Linked DNA regions of Homo sapiens: all the other regions are linked to region 3. Evidence: chromatin loops called from intact Hi-C (ENCODE). Cell type or tissue: ascending aorta. All regions are shown on one strand. Each heading gives the region's core, and the rest is flanking DNA. Links, peaks and the distances in the headings are about the cores only. Region 1 overlaps PRDM15 (PR/SET domain 15). Region 2 overlaps UMODL1 (uromodulin like 1). Region 3 has its middle 33 kb from the start of PCSEAT.

Region 1 (6,073 bases), core at 505-5,504, 200 kb after region 3:
GGTGCTTTAGTGTTTTATAACAATGCTTTGTGTTAGTGATTGCGCAGGGTGCTCTAGTGTTTTCTAAGATCTTGGCCTTGTGTTAGTGATTGCGCAGGCTGCTCTAGAGTTTTATGAGAACGCCTTGTGTTAGTGATTGTGCAGGGTGCTCTAGTGTTTTATGAGAATGCCTTGTGTTAGTGATTGTGCAGGGTGCTCTAGTGTTTTATAAGATCTTGGCCTCGTGTTAGTGATTGCGCAGGGTGCTCTAGTGTTTTATGAGAACGACTTGTGTTAGTGATTGCGCAGGGTGCTCTAGTGTTTTATGAGAATGCCTCGTGTTAGTGATTGCGCAGGGTGCTCTAGTGTGTTATGAGAATGCCTCGTGTTAGTGATTGCGCAGGGTGCTCTAGTGTGTTATGAGAATGCCTCGTGTTAGTGATTGCGCAGGGTGCTCTAGTGTTTTATGAGAATGCCTCGTGTTAGTGATTGCGCAGGGTGCTCTAGTGTTTTATGAGAATGCCTCGTGTTAGTGATTGCGCAGGGTGCCCTAGTGTTTTATGAGAATGCCTCGTGTTACTGATTGCGCAGGGTGCTCTAGTGTTTTATGAGAATGCCTCGTGTTAGTGATTGCGCAGGGTGCTCTAGTGTGTTATGAGAATGCCTCGTGTTAGTGATTGCGCAGGGTGCTCTAGTGTTTTGAGAATGCCTTGTGTTAGTGATTGCACAGGGTGCTCTAGTGTTTTATGAGAACGACTTGTGTTAGTGATTGCGCAGGGTGCTCTAGTGTGTTATGAGAATGCCTCGTGTTAGTGATTGCGCAGGGTGCTCTAGTGTTTTATGAGAACGACTTGTGTTAGTGATTGCGCAGCGTGCTCTAGTGTTTTATGAGAATGCCTCGTGTTACTGATTGCGCAGGGTGCTCTAGTGTTTTATGAGAATGCCTTGTGTTAGTGATTGCGCAGGGTGCTCTAGTGTTTTATGAGAATGCCTTGTGTTAGTGATTGCGCAGGGTGCTCTAGTGTTTTATGAGAACGACTTGTGTTAGTGATTGCGCAGGGTGCTCTAGTGTTTTATGAGAATGCCTCATGTTAGTGATTGCGCAGCGTGCTCTAGTGTTTTATGAGAATGGCTGTGTGTTAGTGATTGCGCACGGTGCTCTAGTGTTTTATGAGAATGCCTTGTGTTAGTGATTGCGCAGGGTGCTCTAGTGTTTTATAAGATCTTGGCCTTGTGTTAGTGATTGCGCAGGGTGCTCTAGTGTTTTATGAGAACGACTTGTGTTAGTGATTGCGCAGGGTGCTCTAGTGTTTTATGAGAATGCCTCGTGTTAGTGATTGCGCAGGGTGCTCTAGTGTTTTCTAAGATCTTGGCCTTGTGTTAGAGATGGCGCAGGCTGCTGTAGTGTTTTATAAGAATGTCTTGTGTTAGAGATGGCGCAGGCTGCTCTAGTGTTTTCTAAGATCTTGGCCTTGTGTTAGAGATGGCACAGGCTGCTCTTTGACCTGTCGCGTCACCGACTCCTTTCTATGCACATCAGCGTAGTACACACATCACCCGAGCGGACACCTTGCTCTTTTCTGGATTCACCATGGCTTAGCCAGTGCCCTACCGAGGCCACGTCTGACCTTCCAGCGCCTTCCCTAACTCAAAAGATGACAAGCAACCTTGCATGCACATCCCTGGCCCTTGTCTGGTCGCTATTTCTTGTGCACATTCCTGAGGGGGAAACAGCTGAACGGGAGGAACATTTAAAGACTGACCAGTCTCCCAATGCCGGAAGTGAGCTGTGCAGCATGCTCTCCGGTGACGAGGCCCCTGTGGGAGGGGGACCTTTTGAGATATGCAGCTGCTCACCCCGGCCCCAGGAAGCTCTCTTGGGGAACCCGGCACTCAGTGGGAATCACAAAGAGGAATCGTCTCAAGGCGGCTCTCTCTTCTCCCACGGCCCACCTGGCTTCCCTACACAGTGAGCGCCGTGGCTGGCGCGGCCCGGGCCTCGGACTCACCCGTGTGCCGCTTGCAGTGCTTGAGCATGTTGACCTTCTGCGCGAACCTGCGGTGGCACTCCTTGCACTCGTACTCCTTGATGCCCTTGTGCAGCTTCATGTGGTGGCGCAGCGCGTGCTTGGTCTTCATGCCTTCAAGGACACAGCGAGTCAGAGGCGGCCACACCCCCACGCAGCCCACCTGGGGGCCCATGCCCGAGACCCTGGGGCAGGCACAGGCAGCGGCCCGTGCGGTACTGGTGAGGGTGTGGGCCGGCCCCCGAGGATCCCGGTCAGTCCACCAGCGGTGAGACCTGGGAAGTGACTGTGCCCAGAGGCCGGGAGGGACTGACTGCAACATCAGGTTCACTCACTCCTGCCAGGGCCTGGCCGAGCCCTGACCACGCGAGCAACGCCGGGGCGGTGGGTAAACTTCCCTGCGTGCCCATGGCAACCCGGCGGGAGAATTCGGTGAGAGATAGATTAATACAAGCATGACTAAAGGTTCCCTTCAACCTTGACAATATGAGTGGTGATTGGGATTCGGACGCGAGATGGTTTCAATCTACCTGTAATTTAAGAAGCCAATCTTAAGAAGCTGAAATACTCCAAAGCCTCACTCACACAGCCAGTGGAGAGAGGGTGGCCCTGGCATAGGGGCTGAGTCAGAGGTTGTGGTGCGCTGGCAGGGACAGCACTGTACAAGGCCCTCCGCAGGGGGCACAGGCATGTGCGGCTTGGTACACCTGACCGTGAGGCTGACACGCACCAGGGAACAGGGCGACCCAGCCCAAAGGCAGCCTCCCCAGCCCCGAAGAGGCGCCTTCACTGTGCCTGCCCAGGGCGGTGGGCAGCCTGCACTCCCAGGCCACCGTGTTCCCTCCACATTTGGGGAAGAACTACTGAGCCTGAACACAGCTCTGTAGTAAGCTGGTCAACGGTTCCCCTGTGATTCCACCCTCACCAGATGCAGGGGTGACCATCCACCAGCTCCTGCCAGAATTCTAAAGGCCGGGCCAGAAGACCTCCCTGGCTACGAGAAAACTGCGCGGCTGGGCCAGCAGGGGGAGCAAAGGCCCCACGATGAAGCCCGCTGCCTGCACACACAGCTGCACAACTCCTGGCCTCGGGTGGGGACGGCACCTGCAGGCCTATTACCAATGACCGAAGAGTGATTCCACCTGAAAAAGTTACTGTCAATCCTTTTGATTAAAAAAAAAAAAAAGAGTGCCGGTCACTGCTGACACGCCCAGACCCCAGCACTTCCCTCTTCCTGCTTCTAAAATGAACATATTCCAAATTTCAAAACTAATACACAGTCACAGAAAACCCAGAAAATACAGAAGAGATGGCATCTCCACATTCTGACCTCCCCACCACAGCCAGCATTGGTGACAGTAATGTTTTTTCTTCCATTTAACAAAGAAAATCTGCCAACAGTTTCAAAATAAACACAACTGCCAGACAGAGGAAATTTTAAAGCTTGCTCTACTGGGATTGTGAGTCAATCCATTTACAAATTACCGTGGGGAAAACTGATGTTTTTTAAATACTTATAATTTCTAATCCCGAACAGGGGATGCCTTTTTTATAGCTTTCAATACCTGGTGTCATATTCTTACTGGCCACAGTAAGTTCTTGTAGATCATTCCTGAGTAGTTCAAGGCCCATGATGTGATTCTGAACAAGACGTTTTCCTCCACACACACAGAAAACCTACTGGCTGGGCCCCTGCCTCCACCTGCTGGTGACAGGCTCTCACGACTACTAACAGCCTCCCACTTGGTCCCTGACACTGACTAATTCCCTGGTCAGGGCTAGAATTTCTGGAAAAAAATGTAAAGTAATAATATGCAACAGTGTTTCTTGCAACACTGTAATAATAAATGACTATAACAAAACAACCAGAAACTTTATAAAATAAAGGGTCTGGTTATATGAATCGTACGAAGGGCTTGAAAGATAAAACCAGGCAATATTTACATGTTCCGATATAAAAAGATCTCCAAGACGTATTTTCAAGTAAAAAAAAAATAGCAAAGTATCAAAAAAACAAATGAGCACAAGCATGCGCTGGTATGTACTAGCAACTGTTGCGTGATAGCACGATGACAATACTGGAATTTGGTATTCTGTAAAATAAATCTGGCAACTGATGTATTAATGCCAGCATTTTATTTCAGCTATTCAGAATTCATTTTAAAAAACGATGCAACTAAATAATTAATACATTTCAAACACTAAAATGTCTACAACATTATAAAATGTGGCTTTACCCCACACCCCTTGCCTCCCAGGGCATCTGGTGGCATTTGGGGACCTGCAGGGGACCCAGGTGTGGCTCCTCTCTGCCTGCCTAAGAGGCCCGGCCCTGAATAAGCCCCCACCCCTGCCCCTCCTGTCTCTACGCGCTACTCAGGACCCCTCCAGCCAGGCTCACCACACTGTCTTAAACATTTTACTTCTTGGGGGCATTGGGGAGGAAAGGGGAGGAGCAGGTGGTGAAAGGGGCTGGGAGCTTAAGGCAGACGCGGATAAAGAGCAAGCCAGCCTGTCCCGCTAAGGCAGGCAGACACTGCTACCGACATTCTGTTCAGAGAAACCACCTGTCCCGCTAAGGCAGGCAGACATTGCTACTGACATTCCGTTCAGAGAAACCACCGCAGTGGCTCTGCGAGGACCGGCTGGGGTTTGAGGGGAGAGTAACTATGCCACCTTCCAGACCTGTTTGTATTGTTTAAAAAATATGTCTTGGCGAGGTGCATGCGCTGCTTTTTTAATAACCACCCATGTGCCGTCCTTGCGCAAAGTTACCCTGGAGGAGGGGCAAGAGCCTGTGCTGGCCTCTGAGGTGAGGAACAGAGGGCCAGGAAGTGGGGAAAGGAAAGACCCCCTTTCTGGCCTTTTCTGCAGGCAGTTCTTTTAGGCTTTGACACGCAGCGTTATTCTACGGGTGCTCATAGGGGTCACCCGGCGAGTGCAGTTCATGCAGCTCCTGTGTTTCCAACACACTGTCACCGGGACAGCATGAGCAGGGTCGCTTGAAACAGCCCAAGACAAACCTGCTGCTCCAAAACTTTTAGGAAGTTGTTTTAAAAAAAAAATAAAAACAGGAATGGGTTAAAATTATGATGTGTACTGGAATTATCTTTGTATTTTGCTTACTAAGTTGAGACATCTTATTACTAGGTTTGTTATTAATGAATGTTCTGTCGTTACAATGAAGATTCCTCGGCCGTGGTGAGTTTCTCTCTCACCACGCAGCCGATTCTAGTCTGCGTAGTGAATACGCTGAGGGTTTTGCATCTACTGTCAGACCCCGTGGTGGCTTTGGGAATCATTCTATACTTTAAACAATTAGATCCTGCATTATTTTCCTACTTTTAAAACGATTTGTTTGTGCCTTTAAATTTATCACATCTTTCTGCTTTCTGGACTACTTGATTTTTCTTGCAGATTCCTGATTTAAATGCTGCCTCGAGTCCTTCTTTCCTTAAGTAAGCGACTGAAGCCTATGGGCTTCCAGGGCCACACTCTGGCAATGCCTCTCGCACTATGGTAGATACCTTGGTCACATCCCCTTCCAGAGCCCTGCAGCTGGGCGGCCTGGCTGAGCCTGGCCCGTGGCCCCCAGCACCCACACCCACCTTTCCCACACTCCCAGTTCTCGCTCACATCCCCTCCCAGCGCCCTGCAGCAGCTGAGCGGCCTGGCTGAGCCTGGCCCGTGGCCCTGGCGCCTGTACCCACCTTTCCCACACTCGGCCCGTGGCCCCGGCCCCCGCCCCCGCCACACCCACCTTCCCCACACTCCCAGTTCTCGCTCATGTCCCCTTCCAGCACCCTGCAGCAGGGTGGCCTGGCTGAGCCTGGCCCATGTCCCCAGCACCCGTACCCACCTTTCCCACACTCGGCACACAGGTACTCGCGGACATTGTCGTGCACACGCATGTGCTCCTTCAGCATGTCCTTCCTGGCAAAGGACTTCCCACACTGCTCGCAGGCGTGGCTCTTCACACCTGAGAACACAGGCATCTGCCACTCAGAGCCGAGCAGCTCCGACCTGCAGTGGCTGCAAAGAGGATGCACCAAGGAGAGGGGCCCAGC
Region 2 (6,073 bases), core at 446-5,445, 500 kb after region 3:
AGCAGTGGTCTGCACGGTGGGGCGCACACCCCTTGAGGGAGGTGTAGGATGGTTTCACACTGTGGGCAGCATTGATAGCAGTGGTCTGCACAGTGGGGCGCACACCCCTTGAGAGAGGCATAAGATGGTCTATTGGGATGCAATAATAGAAGTTGAGAACTATGTATGTGCTTTAAAGTACTAATCAGCCATGGCCTGAGAAATTAGAGAACAGATGGAGTGCATGACGTGAATTGTGCACGTTCACGAGCAGCTGGAGAGGAGGGAGATCAGTGCTGGCTGGACAGTCAGACAGGGTGGCTCTGGGGTCTGAGAGCCAGAGTTGGGCCTCTGAAGGTCTCAGCTGCTCTGGACGGGACAGGCTGCACGGGGGACCCCAAACCTGTGGGTGCACTTATACCTGCTCTCACCTGTGCACCTGTCCTGCTACTGATGGCTTTCAGACTGGGTTGCTCATGCCAGCCATGGAGACTGAACCAGAAGCCCTCAGGGGCAGCAACAACAATGATCTCAAGGACGTAGAGTTTGGGGTTCGCCCAGGAATGCATAGCAGAATGGCTCTGTGGTTTGTCTTAAACTTAGTGAGAAGCTCTGGGGAGATGGACTCTAAGCCCCCTGAGGGGAGAGCTGTGTCTTTCTCCTTCACTGTCTAGAATGCCTCTGGCGCATGGCAGGCGCTTTGCAAATATCTGGTGAGGGACTGACTGAACACTGGGGTGGCTGCCATGCCAGGGCCAGGATGGGATGGCGACATTCCTGGACCACATTTATGTGCCACATACTCCTAGAAGCCCTCTGCGGAGGGAAAAGATTCAGATGGAACAGATGATGCCAAAACAGGGACTGCCCATAGACCAGGGGAGGTGGGGCTGCTGGGGGAGGAAGAAGGACTGGCTCCAAACAAGACCCCTGGGCACCCTGTGGCCACGTGGACTCTGAGCAGAGGCCTGGCCAGGGCCCTAAGTCCTGTTATACCTGGGACAGCCCAGTTTGCACCCGTAGCCCTGGCAAAGTTATTTAATGGTGCCTCCACATGCTTCAAGTCATGCCAGCTTGCTGGGAAATTGTCTGAACCCCAGCATGGGGGAACGGCAGCAAGGAAGGAAGGCTATGTGTGGTGGGGAGACAGTTGCAGGGGCGAGCTGGCTCTGTGGCCTCTGGAAGGTTCTCCCACTGTGTTCAGGCTGTGTTCTGTGTCCTCTGGAATCTGATGGGCTGTGTCCCTGAGCCCTGGCACTATTCCTTCTTTCTAGAACACGGGTTGGCTTTGGTGTGATGCTCTTCCTGGACATGAAAATACATTTATTAATATTGAAATGTTAGTCTGTTATCTAATACAGCACCAATTCCAAATGTGCTTATCCTCCATCCTGCAGCAGCCCGGAAGCTCATTGGAAAGGTCAGAATCAAAAATGTCAGGTACTCAGAATCCTTTCGCAACGCAAGCAGCCAGGAGTATCGAGATTTCCTAGAACTATTCTTCAGGATGGTGAGTTGGTGATATCAGCCCTTAATTCCTTTCAGGAGGGAAAGGGTGGAAGGCTGATAGAATTCTAGGTTAGGCACGGTGGCTCACCCCTGTAATCCTAGCACTTTGGGAGGCAGAGGCGGGCAGATTGCCTGAGCTCAGGAGTTCAAGACCAGCCTGGGCAACATGGCAAAACCCCATCTCCACCAAAAAAAAAAAAAAAAAAAAAAATACAAAAAATGAGCCTGTCATGGTGGCGCATGTTTGTGACCTCAGCTACTCAGCAGGCTAAGGCAGGAGAATCTCTTGAACCCAGGAGGCAGAGGTTGCAGTAAGCCGAGATCGTGCCACTGCACTCTAGCCTGGACAACAGAGTGAAACCCTGTGGGAAAAAAAAAAAAAGAATTCTAGTCTCATCCAACTAGGAATTTGACCTATAGGTCCTATGAGCTCCTCATTTCTGAAGGAAGCCAGGACGTTAAGCTCTGGCCTGACTCCCTGAGTGTCCCTGGATCTGCCCCGGCGAAGACACGGTTAGCAGACAGGAGGCACAACTCTTCCTCTGCTGCATCCTTACTTCACACTTCACTTTCTGTCCAGTGAAACCTGTTTTTCAGTTGTGGAACCTATGAAGCAGAAAGTCCCTCCACGGTTTTTTTTTTTTAAACCTGTAAAAAATGAGATTTATTTCACAGACCATAAAATCTACTTTTAAACTGTACAATTCAGTGGTTTAGACTATTTTGCAAAATTGTGCAACCATCACTACTAATTCCAGAACATTTTCATCACCCAAAAAGAAACCTTATACCCATTAGAAGTCACTCGCAGCTGGGCATGGTGGCTCATGTCTATAATCCTAGCACTTTGGGAGGCTGAGGTGGGTGGATCGCCTGAGGTCAGGAGTTCTAGACTAGCCTGGCCAACATGGCGAAACCCCATCTCTACTAAAAATACAAAAATTAGCCGGATGTGGTGGCGGGTGCCTGTAATCCGAGGTACTCAGGAGGCTGAGGCAGGAGAATCGCTTGAAACCAGGAGGCAGAGGTTGCAGTGAGCTGAGATCTTGCCACTGCACTCCAGCCTAGGTGACAGAGCAAGACCCCATCTCAAAAACAGAAAAAAAAAAGTCACTCCCTCTCGCCACTTCCTCCAGCTCCTGGTAATCACTTATCTGCTTTTTGTCTCTATAGATTTGCCCATTGTGGACATTTCACAGAAACAGAATCATACAATATGTGACTTTTTGTGTCTGGCTTCTTTCAGTTAAAATGAGGTTTTCTGGTTTCATCCACGTGGCAGCATGTGTCAGCACTGGATTCCTTGTTATGGCTGGGGCATAACCCATGCAGTCTCATCCATTCATTCACCGAGCGCACTGGGCGGCTCCCGCCTTCTGTCTGTTATAAATAGTGCTGCAATGCCCCTGCCTCAGAGAAAGTTCTTTTCCTGCTCTTTCCTGCATTCCTCCCTGCCATCCCCTCAGCATTCTCCAGGATGCTATCTGTTACCATTTAGTGACATGCCTTCTTGTGGACTTTTTGAGGTATAGGGAGTGCCCTTGTCATAATCTAGTGATTTTGTTTGCACGGAATCTCACATTGTAGATTTCCTGAGTCTGAGCTCAGCACAGAGAGGGTTTGACATTGCCACCTAGTGGCCTGTCGTGGTAATACCGTAGCAGGGCTGCAAACCCCAGCGCTTCCCCCACAGATGAGAAGATTCGACAGCCTTTGGGAACGGCCTAGCTCATTCCCTGCTCCTGGTTTGTGCATTCAACAGTTGTTGACGGTTTGATTAATAATGTGATTTCATTGATAAGGTTAAATAGTAGTTAGAATATTAAACAACAAACACTGAATCCTTCCACCTGGCTCGAGTGGTCAAAAGAGGCAGCTCCGTTTCCTTCCCGAGTTTCTTGATTAATCTTTCCTCTTTGAACCATTTCTTCCTTTGCCCATTTTTGGGGTGTTGTTTTTCTGTTTGCCTAGAATTTCAGGACAGCAAATAATTATACAACTTAATCACAGAAGTAGGATGTTAAGAGAAATTTCGGGGGTTTCACTTGCTGATAACCGCAGACGTGGATGTCAGGAGGTGTTGGCTGCATGGCTTGGTCCCTGGCTCTTCACCACTTCCTAGCAAGGGGCCTGGAAGTTTGCTTAGAGGTTGGTTTGAAATGCAGCTAAAAGTCACATTAATCCAAGACTATGCCAGATTCCTCTGAGAGAAAGAGAGAGGGAAGAACTGATTGTGAAGATGGTCACGACAACAGTCATCTACTGAGCCAACCAAGGGCAGCTGTGGTCTCCCTGGGGTCCACAGGCTCTGAGAGGGACAATGGATCTGTTCACCTTGGTGGCCCAGAAGCCGGGAAGTGAGTCCATGACCCAGGCCTTGAGCCATCGCACCTGTGAGGACAAACCCTGGAAGTACCCATAGGAGGTTTGCACTGAGGATGATTGAAGCTCATTATAAGATTGTTTGCCTTTCTGAGTGCTTTGACCATGATGGGTTAGCATGGAATCAATCATATAGCGTGTGGTGTGTGACTGTGTCCAAAGAGACAGAGTAGAAAGCAGGGCGTTCGGGGGCAGGAACCCCCTGTCCTAATGGGGAAGTTGGAAATGCTCACAGGAAGCAGTCTGGGGAGAGGTAGGGAGGAAGAATGAAAGGGGACATGTTCTGCAGTGCCAGGAGCAAAAGAGCTGTTCCAGAGAAGGCAGCGGGAAGTGGTCTCCCTCCCCACGACCCTGCACTCAGCCCCCTGCCCTCGGTGGCTGCAAACCAGGAGTATTAGGTTCTAGAAGCCCTTGTGAGCCCCCAGCAAATTTTAAGCCCCATGAGGTAGGGTCTCTGCCTGTGCCCCCAAGTCCCACCCTCGCCCCACAGGCATCTTTCTGAAGCCGTTTACTGGTTTGGGGGGGGAAACAAGGGCTCTTCTCATATCACAGACACTCCCAGGCGTTTGTGCTGGGCTTGAAAACACAGCAGACAGGAAAGGGGCCCAGAACCAACCTGTGGCTTTTACTTTGTGCCACGGGCCAGCCCTGCTGCTGGGCAGACTGGCAGGAGGAACCGCCTTGAGACGGGCATCTGTTTCCTCTCAGCGTGGGGACCTCCTCACATGGCCTCTTTCCCCGCAGGTGCGGGGCTCCCTGCCAGCCACCATGTGTCAGCACATGGACGCTGGTGGGGTCAGGATGGAAGTCGTCAGCGTCACCAACGGCAGCATCGTGGTGGAGTTTCACTTGCTGATAATCGCAGATGTGGATGTCCAGGAGGTGTCAGCTGCATTTCTCACCGCCTTCCAGACCGTGCCTCTGCTGGAGGTGATCAGAGGCGACACCTTCATACAGGGTACGAGAGGCTGGGATGGAGCCTCTCCCGTGTTCTGGAACCAGAGGCAGCCAGAGGGCAGCCACCACCCTTCGCTTTTGAAAGATGTCGTGTTGTGCCCATGTGGTCCTTCTTCCCCCAGAATTAGATGAAGATGTGAAATAGATAGGACCCTGTCTGTCCCTCTTATTGTGATTATAATTGTGTAAAGGTTGAAGTGTTGAAAACATCTTTGGGTGAACCTGCAGATCCCCAGGGGTGCTGCTTTCTTTCCGGGTCGACTGCCCCCTCGCTGCTTGTTTCCATGGGCTGAGGGCAGATGCATCCCTCTCTGCAGCCAGACTCTCCCCCAAGCATAGTTCCCAAGGAGATCCCAGTAAAGATAATTAACGAGAAAAGCAGGGAGAAAAAGACAATTCAGATTCTTTTCTCCTATCATACTTGAACATAAATGATGAATGGCTTATAGTTACATGTATCAGAAACAAAAGACTTTTTAAAAATTGGAGATTCATATTAATTTTTTGATTTTTAGAATAAGAAGGACTTCCTAAAGAAAATACGATTTTTAGAGGAAAACGATGAGATGCTGACTGCATGCAGAGATAAATCAAAATAAAGGCACCATTTTAACGCAAAGTAAACAAAAAATTTTTCAATAATTTGGTGAAGTGTTAGTATCCCAAATATATAGAGAGATCATACAAATAGATAAATATTAAGAACCTGATGGATAAATGCACGAAAGCTCTACACAGACAAGGTATAAAAGAAGAAATATGAATGACTAACAAAGATGTGGTAACCCAAGACATCCCCATTAGAATGCATTGCACTGTTTGCCCATCAAATTGCAAACAAAAGGTCTCTTTACTGCTGACATGAATACTGGTGAAAGTGTAGTGAGGCAGGTGTTTGCACAGATTGCTGGTGGCAGAAGGATTTGCTCATGCTTCCTGGAAACCAGTTTGGTGACATAAATCAAACGCTTTCAAAGTGGCCATCCACTTGGATTCTGAAATATCAGCTCTACGACTTTGTCCTAAGGAATTTGATCTGTTTGGACCGTAGTTTAAATACAAAGATGTTCATCTTCAGTGTTACTTTAAAAGCCAAAGAGTTGGAAATCACCAATCATCCAGTAACAAAGAAGGTGCTAAGTTACCAGGTGTCCCCGCCCCGGGCTGTTATGCAATGATGAGAATAGCGGTTTGTGGATTTGCATGGAGCTAGTTGGTGGCAGAGGCAAGCTATGCTCTCAGAGCA
Region 3 (6,073 bases), core at 310-5,309:
TGCCTGTGCAATCGCACTTACTGCCCTAAAGACCTGGGAATAAGTTGAAGAGCCTCTTGCGATTGCAATCTAACCTTCTTTTATGGAGTAAGACATTTTCTTGAGCTGTTAAAGATTTAGGTGTACAGCCCTGTCCAGCCAACGCCGGCTGCTAGGAAGCAGGGCAGTGAGAGCAGAAAGGGGAGACATAGCACTTTCAGCCAGCAGGGGACAGTGTGGTACACGTCTACGTGTCCAGTCCCCTAGGTCCTCGGTCCCCTAGCAGATAGAAGGTCCAGACCAACCGCCACAGTTGTGTATTGAGAAAGTCTGGGGGGTGCTTGGGGAGTTTGATTGTTACTTTCTTAGAGGCGATTGTCAATGGTAGAAGGAACACAAGGACTTCAGGTGATTTAAATCCTCTGCTTTCTAAAAAGGATTGATTCCCTGTTTCATGGTCCAAATTACAGGAATGCGCTGAGAACTCCTCATGGGAGGATGTTAACAGTCTTGTGCAATATAAAGGGTCATTAGAAAGTAAAAAAGGAGGCCGGGCGCGGTGGCTCACGCCTTTAATCCCAGCACTTTGGGAGGCCGAGGCGGCTGGATCAGGAGGTCAGGAGTTCGAGACCAGTCTGGCCAACAAAGTAAACCTGGTCTCTATTAAACATACAAAAAAATTGGCTGAGTGTGCTGGTGTGCGCCTGTAATCCCAGCTACTTGGGAGGCTGAGGCTGAAGAATCACTTGAACCCGGGAGGGGGAGGTTGCGGTGAGCCGAGATCGCGCCATTGCACTGCAGCCTGGGCAACAAGAGCGAAACTCCGTCTCAAAAAGAAAAAAAGAAAGAAAAAGAAAAGAAAGTAAAAAAGGAGAGATAACAGGATGGGGGCAGTAAGCCAGGAGCAAAGAGAAAAAATGAGAATGGGGTTCATGAGTTAAGGAGGGAATTAAGGTGCATGCAATAAATTATAAATTATACAAAAGTAAGTTGTTGTAGGTGAGCCACCTCAAGAAGAAAGGTCTTAAGTGTAATTCCAGGTCGTGAGAGCTGGACAGTCCCTGTTAGCTTTGCCAGGATGGATGTCTGCTGGGACATCTCAGAAACTTCTCCGAGGCCTGTCTGTTTACTTTTGTTTATATTTGTCTAATTATCTTTGTTTAGTGAGTATTACAAAAGCATGACTTACAAGACAATGTCTTCCCTCCTCTCCCAGGGAATCCGCCCTTGCAGCGTTTGTGGGTAGCCAAGGCTCAGCTGACCACTGCAGACAGCCTCCACCTCCCATACAGAACATACTCCTGAGCAAACAGGTGCAACCACTGAAGCCCACACCACATCCAGAGAGTTGTTTAAAAAGAGAAGACTCAGAATTCTCACTCACCTTTTAGATGCCATTCTCTCAGATACAGCAGCTTCATCCCTTTCTTTCCTTCTGGGCTTCCCCTTCTGAACAGCCTCCTGTGCTGGTGTTGAAGCCCAAGGAGCGACCTCTCGAGGGTGCTCAATGGGTGTCCTTCTGCCTCAGGATTCCACTTGTGCCTTAAGTGTATACGACGGTGTGTTTTATTGCACTGTGTTTTATATCACCTTAATTTTTCAATCACATCTGGAGGCACTCTGCGTCCTGTGCAAAGGGGGTTGGGAGTCTCAGTGTAAGGCGGAAGGTGCAATGGCCACAGGCAAGATGGAGGCCCTGGGCATGGCACCTTCTCTCCAGCTTTGGCAACAAGTGCCAGTTCCTCAAGACTGTGAGGTGCAGCCCAGCAGCTGGGGCTCCATCACATCAGTTACACATGGCAGCTGGGGCTCCACCACATACATGTTATGCATGGCAGTGGGGGCTCTGCCACCACATATTATGCGTGGACTGGTCTGGTTCTCTGCATTGTGAAGATGCACCGACATGCACTCATGACCGCTCACATCAACCGGAAGGTAAGTGTCTCTCTGTGATTCCTGTTTGCTAGAAACCAGCATATCCTGAGTGCAGGACAAACACCTGGGCTCAGAACTGAAGCTTCCAGAGGAGGGAGCTCTCTCCCCCGTCTTGACTGGTGTAGCCACACCTGCCACATCTGCCTAAGAAGGAGGTCATGCAGTCTGCTGTGGACATCCAGAAACACAGATCCTGAAGACAAGGCAACGCCCCTTCTCAGGGAATAAAGGGGGCAGGCGGTAGAACTCCCGACGCCCACCTCTCATCCCATTTAGACATGTGCTCAGTATCCTTAGGTATTCCTGAGGGTGACATGAACTGTTCTCTGCCTTTGTCTGGGGCATTGCAACAATAAAAGAGGCATTTTCTTTTCTTTTCTTAGCAAAACTGGCCCCTGCCAAATGCCTTGAGTTCAGTTGTTCAAATCCCTGCCTTCCTGAAGTGCTGAAGGGGCTGAGTGTGAGCAAAGCAAGGATTGGAGGTCGAGCTCTCTAGGGCTGCGGACATTTGGGAGAATATTTGGGTGGGAAGAATGAACAGCGTCACTCAGAACTAACGGCAGGGGGCAGTGTGGCTCCACAGTCCATCACAGGGCACCCCCCCGCCCCACCGACCCCGACAGTGCCCACAGCCCCTGCCATCCAACCAGGGCTGGGCCTCAGCCTGGGGGACAGCTTCTGTGTAGTTTGGTTCAGAATGTGTCCTCATAAGAAAGGCGGCACCTCCCAGATTCCTTCCCTGCCCTCTGCCGGGAAGTCTTACTGCCAAAACACCCAGGAATGTGTGTCTGCCTCCAGCAACTTTAGCTGCAGGGGCTGGACCTGGCTTTGATGCTGCGGCAGCTGATGGGATCCTGGAGCACAGTGTGGGAAGCTGGCTCCTTAGGCCTGGGAACAAGCCCAGGCAACCGGGCTGGGACTCGCTCTGCCTGGCTGCCTCTCCTACAGCGTGCGTGAACGGGAGGCCAGGATGGCCACAGGCCCCAGGAAACGCAGATCTCATGGGAAGAGGTTGCAGTTTCAGCTTCTGGCTGTGGATGCTCCGGGCAATTTCATGCATTTCCATGAGTTCAGAGAATGGAAGCTCCCCTGGCCCCTCCCTACCACTCTTTGTAAATCAGCTCGCTCCTTCTGTTCATTCATCCGCTCATTCATCCATTCCGCACACGTGCCTTATTGAATCCCTGCTATGACCAGGCACAGGGTTAGATACTCCATGGAGACCAGACCAGTCTTAGCCTCTGCACTGATGAACTCAACCCAGAAGACACACGAAAAGATAAGCCACGGTGTGACGGGCGGACGACAGAGCCTGCGCCGAGACACGGGCACTTCAGCTTGATATGTGGAGAGTGTCGGCTGCAAACCTCCCTGGTCTCTGCCGCCAGACGCATGCCAAGATGGCCTGATTACACTGGGGAAATTTCGAATGGGCCATTGAAATGCGTGGTGTGATTGTTGCCATGGATTTTACGGTCTGGTGGCCTGTTCCGTGCTGGTCAGGCTGACGTCTGTGCTTGGCACAGCATGGTGAGAGACAGGCAGGTGTGGTTGATGCCTCTGGGAGGGAGCACATAATCCAGGAAAGGGGGCAGTAAACCAGGCGATGGGAACTGCAACGGAGCAGAGGCCACGGGAGAAGCCCCAGCGGGGAGCACACCTGAGAGGGACAGTGGGAGGAGCGAGGCCTGAAACCGGAGGAGGAGCAGCAGAGCCCCCACAGAGGACAGCGGAAAGGAGACCTGAGTGGGGAAGAGCTCGGCTCCTTCCAGTCCCCCAGGGACCCAGGTTGGGGCAGAGGGGCCATCGGGCCTGTAACCTTGCAGTGCCATCATGGCCCTGGGTAGAGTTTGGGTCTTATTCTAGGAAGCGTGGGGGCTTGGAATGTCCTGGATGCCACCTGTTTCCTGTGTGGCAGGCAGAGTGAAGACCCCACCATTCCACCAAGATGCCTCCACCCTAGCCCTATTCGCCGTGAGTGCATCATATCACATGCAGAGGGGAGTTGGGGTTGCAGGTGGAACTGGATTGGTGAACACCACCCTTAACCTAAGGAGGAGATCCTGGGGGATCCCGCAGGCCCAGAGTCCTCACAGTGTTCTTAAAAGGGAACTAGCAGCCAGAAGTGTGGCAGTGAGGACCTGATCCAACGTCATTGGCTTTGAAGAGGGAGGAAGGGCCCATGGGCCTAGAAATGAGGACAGCCCCTGGAAGCTGAGAAAGGCGAGGAACAGATTCTGCCCTGGATCCTCCAGGAGGAGCCGGCCCTAGGTCTTAGCCCAGTGAGACCCGTCACAGACTCCCGACCTCCAGCAATGCATTAAATATGCTGTTCATGCTGCTGAGTTTGTGGTCGTTTGCAGGAAGCTGATACACCCTGGCACAAACTCCTTCTCCTCATCTACACTTTAGCACAGAGCCGTTAAATAAATGCATGTGCCTATGAACAGGTGCATTCCAACAGCCCTCAGGCCCTGCGTGTGTGGGTGACGGTGGAGTGACAGGAATGCAAGACACAGAGTGGTCTGTGCAGCCTCCTCCCCCGCACTCAGTGCAGGGTGGGCAAGGGGGATGCTGGCGGGTCCACCGTGTCCAACAGGGAGCAGGCGGCATCTCTAGCCAGGCTCGGGGCCACAGTGGGGGAGTGGGGTTTCAGAGTGAGGCAGATCTGGATCTAAATCACCTTTACAGAATGGCTTTTGCCACATAAGGTCACATATTCACAAGTCCCAGAGATTAGAACAGGCACATTTTGGGGGCCATGATTCTGCTCATCCATATAGAGAACCCCCTTATTATTTTTCACAGGTAAATAGTATTTTATAGTGGGGGAGTTCTGTAAAGGTTTAGCTACTCCTCTATTAAGAATATTTGGCTTCTGGCCAGGGGCTCACATCTGTAATCCCAGCACTTTGGAAGGCTGAAGCCAGAAGATTATTTGAGGCCAGGAGTTTGAGACCAGACTGGGCAACATAGCAAGACACTGTACTTAAAAGATATTTTAAAGAATTTTTTTTAATTAGCCAAATGTGTTGGTGCGCACCTGTAGTCCCAGCTACTTGGGAGGCTAAGGTGAGAAGATTGCTTGAGTCAGTGAGTTCGAGGCTTCAGTGAGCTGTGACTCCTGCCATGGCACTCCAGCTCCAGCCTGGGCAACAGGGAAAGACCCTGTCTCAAAGAAAAGAAAAAGGAATATTTGGCTTCTTTCCAGTCTTTCACCATTATTTAAAATGCCACAAGAAATCATCTCATGCACAATATCATTTTGCACATGTGCAAACAGAGCTGGAGGGCAGATTCCCAGAAGCATAAGCGTCTGGTCAAAAGGTGGATATGCATTCATAGCTTTGCTGGAAATTGCCACTTTGCCTCCAATTTGTACTCTGCCAGCAATATGTGAAAGTATCTGTTTCCCCACTGCCTGCCTAAGGGAGTGTATGTCTCACTTTTGTGTTGTTGCCAATCCAGAAGAAGCATATTGCGTAGACTTTCATTTGAGACTCCATCTTTCTGTGTGGTTTGGCAGAAGACTGGGGGAACATTCTTATACTGGCTCTAAATGGAATGCAAGGATACTGCATTAACTTATGACTCAGTAAAGTAATTTATTTTGGGGAGCTAAAATAATCAGTTTGCTGCTTTCTCATGATTTTTAACTTGAAGCAACATGAAACTGGGAAAATAAAAATGGATAGCAAGACTTTTAGACAATGTCTGTTCAGTGATGTTTCAAACATATTTTTGGCAGGAACTAGAAATCAGTCCATGTAGCCCAAGAATGATGCCAATTCCATATTCTGTGTTGCTGATTATAAAGGAAGCAAAATGTTCCAGTAAGCAGATGCAAAAGCAGCCATCAGCTCTCAGATACAGGAGCAGATGAGCTGGAGACGTCCTCACGCGAGCACCGGCCGCTCTTCCCCATGCTGTGGGCAGCTTGCCTGTGGGAAAGGCCAAAGATTCCTTAAAAAGAGATTCAAATCTGCTCAAGTGCCAGGATAAGCATTTAATCAGGAGCCCAGCATCCTGCTCCCCAATGAGTGGGGAAGATTTTCTAGGCCTGGAAAGTTTTTAAGAGGTAATGTGCTATTCTTAGTCATAACAAATGAAAGACAACCCACATGTCCAGCCAGGCAGGATGGCCAATGGGCTGTTC

The links. A loop is a pair of places that touch in the nucleus more often than their neighbours do. Peaks named below come from ENCODE experiments on the same cell type or tissue, not always from the same donor. Only the 100,000 strongest peaks of a DNase experiment are listed, where the experiment ranks them.
Region 1: a loop joins it to region 3, with 11 times the contacts of the local background. A loop is called at or near these places in 38 of 110 quality-filtered maps.
Region 2: it touches region 3 in a loop (4-fold over the local background); 64 of 110 quality-filtered maps call a loop at or near these places.

What each region holds. Positions count from the first base shown.
Region 1 is chr21:41,813,717-41,819,789 of GRCh38, forward strand. PRDM15 (PR/SET domain 15) reads right to left here. Exons shown (of 24, transcript NM_001040424.3): 18 at 5,866-5,985; 19 at 1,989-2,120. Among named protein-coding and RNA genes, the nearest start is that of RIPK4, 50 kb to the left of the region's middle. RefSeq lists an enhancer at 3,140-3,189. In ascending aorta, for the core only: CTCF peaks have their summits at 3,022 (motif pointing right) and 3,712 (motif pointing left); DNase peaks (open chromatin) are centred at 3,035 and 3,705; H3K27ac peaks cover 943 bases.
Region 2 is chr21:42,114,497-42,120,569 of GRCh38, forward strand. It overlaps UMODL1 (uromodulin like 1), which reads left to right. Exons shown (of 23, transcript NM_001004416.3): 14 at 1,377-1,489; 15 at 4,615-4,828. Among named protein-coding and RNA genes, the nearest start is that of UMODL1-AS1, 9.0 kb to the left of the region's middle. RefSeq lists an enhancer at 5,513-6,073. In ascending aorta, for the core only: a CTCF peak has its summit at 3,127 (motif pointing left); a DNase peak (open chromatin) is centred at 3,125; H3K4me3 peaks cover 323 bases.
Region 3 is chr21:41,610,352-41,616,424 of GRCh38, forward strand. No RefSeq gene overlaps it. Among named protein-coding and RNA genes, the nearest start is that of PCSEAT, 33 kb to the left of the region's middle. RefSeq lists enhancers at 118-412, 2,254-2,917. In ascending aorta, for the core only: a CTCF peak has its summit at 2,474 (motif pointing right); DNase peaks (open chromatin) are centred at 2,120, 2,780 and 3,910; H3K27ac peaks cover 4,467 bases.